Linked DNA regions of Homo sapiens: region 1 is linked to region 2. Evidence: chromatin loops called from intact Hi-C (ENCODE). Cell type or tissue: dorsolateral prefrontal cortex. All regions are shown on one strand. Each heading gives the region's core, and the rest is flanking DNA. Links, peaks and the distances in the headings are about the cores only.

The links. A loop is a pair of places that touch in the nucleus more often than their neighbours do. Peaks named below come from ENCODE experiments on the same cell type or tissue, not always from the same donor. Only the 100,000 strongest peaks of a DNase experiment are listed, where the experiment ranks them.
Region 1: a loop joins it to region 2, with 4 times the contacts of the local background. A loop is called at or near these places in 64 of 110 quality-filtered maps.

What each region holds. Positions count from the first base shown.
Region 1 is chr2:231,600,496-231,603,404 of GRCh38, reverse strand. No RefSeq gene overlaps it. Among named protein-coding and RNA genes, the nearest start is that of TEX44, 9.1 kb to the right of the region's middle. In dorsolateral prefrontal cortex, for the core only: CTCF peaks have their summits at 1,393 and 1,602 (motif pointing right); a DNase peak (open chromatin) is centred at 1,564; H3K4me3 peaks cover 428 bases; H3K27ac peaks cover 2,500 bases.
Region 2 is chr2:231,516,376-231,519,284 of GRCh38, reverse strand. It overlaps a transcript of NMUR1 not described here. Among named protein-coding and RNA genes, the nearest start is that of LINC00471, 3.5 kb to the right of the region's middle. In dorsolateral prefrontal cortex, for the core only: a CTCF peak has its summit at 1,581 (motif pointing left); no DNase peak of the experiment used is centred there.

The DNA.
Region 1 (2,909 bases), core at 140-2,639, 84 kb before region 2:
AGGGATGGGGGTTAGGACAGTGTCCCTTGCAGTGGGGGACTTAGGGGAGCCACAAGGGACAGGCTGCTTTGGGCCCCTCCTTCCCCTTTCTGGGAGCAGCCTGCTCTGACAGGATCCAGGCTGGGCCAACCAGGGTCCTTCCCCCTAGGATTGATCAGATCCAACAGGGGAAACCGAGACTTTTCCTCTCTGGTTTATCAAGGAGCAGCCTGTGGGCCTGGAGTCTCCAGGAGCCACGGTCCCTGCAAGGAGCAGAAGCCTGGCGGAGAGAAAGAACCTCCATGGGAGGTGGAGGACAAGTGATGGGGACAGAGTACTGGCAGCAGGGAGTTCCTATTCAGCATCCTCATAGCCAGTTCCTCTTAGCCCTTCCTTACCTCGCCCGTTAATCCGGTTTGTGCCTAAGCTACTACATGCTGGGTTTCTGTCACTTTCAATTAAGAGGCTCCTCACCAATACACAGATCATGTGGAAAATCCCAGTAAAGGAAAACTGACATTTGTCAGATGCCCACTGTTAAATGCTGTTTTTGAAAAATATGCATTATTGCCGGGAACAGTGGCTCACGCCTGTAATCCCAACACTTTGGGAGGCTGAGGCAGGTGGATCACCTGAGGTCAGGAGTTCAAGACCAGCCTGGCCAACATGGTGAAACTCCATCTCTACAAAAACACAAAAATTAGCTGGGCATGATGGCCGGTTCCTGTAATCCCAGCTACTCGGGAGGCTGAGGTGGGAGAATTGCTTGAACCTGGGAGGTGGAGGTTGCAGTGAGCTGAGATGGCACTATTGCATTCCAGCCTGGGCGACAGAGTGAGACTCTGTCTCAAAAAAAAAAAAAAAAAAAAAGCATTATTGACCACAGCATCTCTGTGAGGCAAATGGAAGAACCACTTTGCAGATGAGGAAACACTTTTTTGTGTTTGGAGACACTAAGGGCCACAGTGTCCACTTGTGCAGGACTCCACAGGGTGGGCCAGCCTGCTTCTAGGCACGGAGTCAGTGGGCCTTGCCTGTCCTGAGACCCCTCAGCCAGACTCTACCCATGAAGACCTTTGCTCTGTGTCTGGGTCCTTCCTGGAGGACTCTGGGCCTTCTGTGGTCTGAGTCTTGGAGCACTGTTATATTGCCGTGCTGTTCAGCTCTGGCAGTCACTCCAGTTGGAGGGTCTATGCCCCTCTGTCCTTGTGCCCTTTTTTCCGCTTTCTTTAAAAAATGTTTAAAAATTATTTTTTATTTTATTGTTATTTTTATTATTATTATTTTGAGACAGGGTCTCACTCTGTCACCCAGGCTGGAGTACAGTTACGTGTTCATTGCTCACTATAGCCTCAGCCTCTTGGGCTCAAGTGATCCTCCCCCTCAGCCTCTTGAGTAGCTGGGATTACAGGCATGTGCTGCCACACCTGGCTATTTTTTTTTTTTTAAATTTTGTAGAGATGGTGTCTCGCTATGTTGTGCAGTCTGGTCTCGAACTCCTGGGCTCAAGTGATCTTCCCACCTTGGCCTCAAAGTGCTGAGATTACAGGTTGAGCCACCGCGCCCTTGGGCCACCCTAGTATGGGCCGGTGGTGCCTTCCCTCCAGCAGAGGGCGCAGTCTGTGTCCTTAGAGACTCTGGAAGCTCAAGATCAAGTCAGTCTAGGAAATAGGGCTACCTCTTAGCCTGGGGAGGTCTTTCGTTTAAATAGTTAAATACGTACTTAAGTACTTCGTTTACCTCTACACTTTATCACATCCTCCTTGGGGGACTGTCCTATGTGTGAACTTTGTTTTGGAGACACTCTTTTCCCTGATAGAAGCTATACCTCACCCAGCCAAACCTATAACCTAGACTACAGTGGCATAGGAATTTTAACCAATTAGCCACGGGCCCACAGACTAAACAGAAATATTTTCCTACACTCCTGCCAGCAGAGGTGTGTTGACAAGATTTAAAAAAAAAAAAATTATCCTTACAAAGCAAGTACAAACACTGACAAAGATTTGGTTTCTTTACCATTCTCAAAGTTGCCTTAAATTTTTAACTTTAAAAAAAGAGAGACATTAGAAAAAAATCTTTGATGTTTTTCTATGTTTTGAATCCCTCCCACCACAACACATCTCAGATGGGAGAAATTAGCAGCCTATGGTGATATCTTGGGTTCCCCAGAACGCAGGCCCTGAGCCAGGGTTTGGTACACGGGATGTTTATTTGGGATCACGCCCTGTGAAGAGGAGCAGAATGAAGACAGAGTTGGAGAGGGAGAGGTCGAGCCTGTAGTGCAGGCTCAACGACAGCCCCAGCCAGCCCCGCGGGAGCTCTGGAGCTGCGGTTATCCCAAGCTGGGTCAGGATGGTCAGACCTCAGACCCCTGCACAGACCATTGTGGGGATTGGGCCACCTGGGACCTCACCACCTTGGGTGAGATGCTCTCTGCAGGAGCTGAGGCTGAAGGCTATCCAACAACAGTGCTCCCAGCGGCTGGAGGAGCAAGGCCTTCTTTGAGGGGGTCAGGACAGTCCAACCTTGGGGTGGAGGCCGGCTAGGCTGGGTGTCCCTTCTGATGTCTGCCAGGACTTGTTGGTGCCCTCCCCTTAGCCCATCCCCTGCTGTGCTCAGGCGTTAGGACACTGTGCCTGCCCTGCTGGCTCCTGGTCCAGCCTCCATGCCTATTGGCTGGTGCAGACCTCAGCTTACTTGGCCAATGTCTCCTGGCAGAACACACCAAAAAGATGGCTGTTGATCCTAGAGAAATGCTGATTGTTTTCAAACATTAACCCTAACATATATAAACAAGAAGTCACTGAGAACCAGGCTCCCTGATTTGTTGAGTGAGGAAATGCAAGGCTTTGTAGGGCTGAATTTATAGCTTTGTCATACCTCACTTCTCAACACAGAAGAGACCCTACACACAGCCATCTTTTTAT
Region 2 (2,909 bases), core at 210-2,709:
CCTGGTCAATAAGAAGAGGCCATGGGCTGGAATTAGACTGGAGAGCCTGGAAGCTGCAGCCACATCCTATGGAACATCCACAAGAGTTTCTGGAATCTTTTAATCTAACATTCAAGCCCCTTCTTCAGCTCTAAGCAACACAGGCATCATTCATCCAACATTTATTGAGCACCAACCATGTGCCAGGCACTTTTCAAGGCTGAGGCGGGGTGAAGGAGAGGGCAGATAAACATACTGGCATATAAGTGCTTTGACAGCTGGAACTCAGGCATCGAAGAGAGGCACCTGCCCCAGCCGAGGGAAGGCTTCCAGGAGGAGGTGATGCGCCCAAGTCCTGGGGAGAAGGGTCTGACTGGCCCCTGAGCTTTGGCCAGGGAAGCAGTTCCACCAAAACTGAATCAGGGGAGGAGGTGGAGAGCCTAAAGGGAATGAGGGATGTCAGGAGGCAGAATGAACACTGGACAGGCACACACAAAAGCAAAGCAACTGAGGTCCACTATCATCACTGCTGGCGCGTGGACTTCCCTGGCCACCCTTCCTGGAACTTGGACTTGGAACCTTCCCTCCAGTCTTTCTCCCTGTTCGTCTCACCTCCTTTAGATGTGTTCAGGCAGGATTTCTTTTATTTGCATTTCAGGAAATTTGAAAAAAGTACAAAAAACCACCAAAAAAAATTACTTCCATTCCCAACACCCAAATTAACTGCTGTTAACATTCTGGCAATTTGATTCCATCATTTTCCTGCATATTACCCCCCTTCAATTTAATGAGTAGGCTGGGCGCGGTGGCTCATGCCTATAATCCCAGCACTTTGGGAGGCTGAGGCAGGCGGATCGCCTGAGGTCAAGAGTTCAAGACCAGCATGGCCGACGTGGCAAAACCCTGTCTCTACTAAAAATACAAAAATTAGCTGTGCGTGGTGGCACGCGCCTGTAATCCCAACTACTCAGGAGGCTGAGACAGGAGAATCACTTGAACCGAGGAGGCAGAGGTTGCAGTAAGCTGAGATCGTGCCACTGCACTCCAGCCTGGGTAACAGAGCAAGATTCCGTCTCAAAAAAAAAAAAAAAATTTAATGAGTAACAGATTATCCCCAATCATTTGCTTTGTAAAACAACACTGCTGGCCAGGCATGGTGGCTCATGCCTGTAATCCCAGCACTTTGGGAGGCCAAGGTGGGCAGATCATCTGAGGTCAGGAGTTCAAGACCAGCCTGGCCAACACGGTGAAACCCCATCTCTACTAAAAATACAAAAAGTTAGCTGGGTGTGGTGGCAGATGCCTGTAATCCCAGCTACTCGGGAGGCTGAAGCAGGAGAATCGCTTGAACCTGGGAGGTGGAGGTTGCAGTGGGCCGAGATCGTGCCATTGCACTCCAGCCTGGGCAACAAGAGGGAAACTCTGTCTCAAAAAACCAAAAAACCAAAAACCAAAACCAAAAACAAAAAAAAAATGGCCTAAAACCATCTAGTGGAAGGTTGATGGTTATCCTGGATGGATCAAGCTGGCAACACTCAAATTGTCTGATCAATTTTAACACCACTGAATGTGGAACAACCAGATCTGAAGTGGTTAAGTGCCCCCTAGAGGGACATTACAGAAGTACACAGCACCAAAAAGAATTCTTGCAAAACAGCTGAACCTGAATCTAACCAAGCCTCTAGTTTACAAAAACACTGATGAAGGAATATGGTAAAGAACCACAAGATTGTCAACCAAGTCCAGATTAGAGACAATTCTACAGGACAACTGACAGTTTCTCCAACAAATAAAAGGCATTTTTAAAGGGGAGGTTCTCGATTATAGGTTTTCAAAAGATTTAACGGCCAGGCGTGGTGGCTCATGCCTGTAATCCCAGCACTTTGGGAGGCTAAGGTGGGAGGATCACTTGGGCCCAGGAGTTTGAGACCAGCCTGGGTAACAGAAGGCAATCTCTTCTCTACAAAAAATGAAAAATAAAGAAACTTGGCGTGGTGTGGTGGTGCACCAGCTACTTGGGAGGCTGAGGTGGGAGGACTGCTTGAGTCCAGGAGGTCGAAGTGAGCCACGATTCAGCCACTGCACAGCCTGGTGACAGAGGGAGACTCCAGCTCAAAATTTTTTTTTAAAAAAGAGACATATCAACTAAATGTAATGTGTAGATATTTTAAAATCCTAATTCAAAACAAACCAACAATTAAAAGACACTTTTTATTTTTGTTTTTTAAAGACAGGGTCTCACTTTGTTACCTAGGTTGGAGCACAGTGGTGGGATCACTGTAGTCTCAACCTCCTGGTGGGCTCAAGTGATCCTCCTGTCTCAGCCTCCTGTGTAGCTGGGACTACTGGCACACACCCAGCTAATTTTTTTTTTTTTTTTTTGGTAGAAATGAGATCTCGCTGTGTTGCCCAGGCTGGTCTCAAACTCCTGGCTTCAAGCAGGAGGATCCCTTGACCCCAGGAGTTCAAGACCAGGCTGGGCAACATGGCAAAAGTCCATCTCTACAGAAACAACAACAACACCCCCCCCAAAAAAAACCCCAAAAATTAACCAATGCATGCCTGTGGTCCCAGCTACTCAGGAGGCTGAGGCGGGAGGATTGCTTGAGCCTGGGAGGTCAAGGCTGCAGTGAGCCATGATGGCACCACTGCACTCCAGCCTGGGTGAGAGCAAGTTCTTGTCTCAAACAACAACAACAACAACAAAAAACTCCCAAAATTTGCAATAAAGATTAACGTATATGTCTCTCCAGCAGTTTGAATGCTCTCTATGTTAGACACATGCAAGTGGATTTGCTAAAGGAAGGAATGAGTATTTTTACCTTTACTAAAACTGCCAAATTTCTCTCCAAGTGTTTGTAACAATTTGCCCTTTTACCAGTTTCTCCACAATCCCCAAACACTCGTAATTTCTGTCACTCTGACAGATA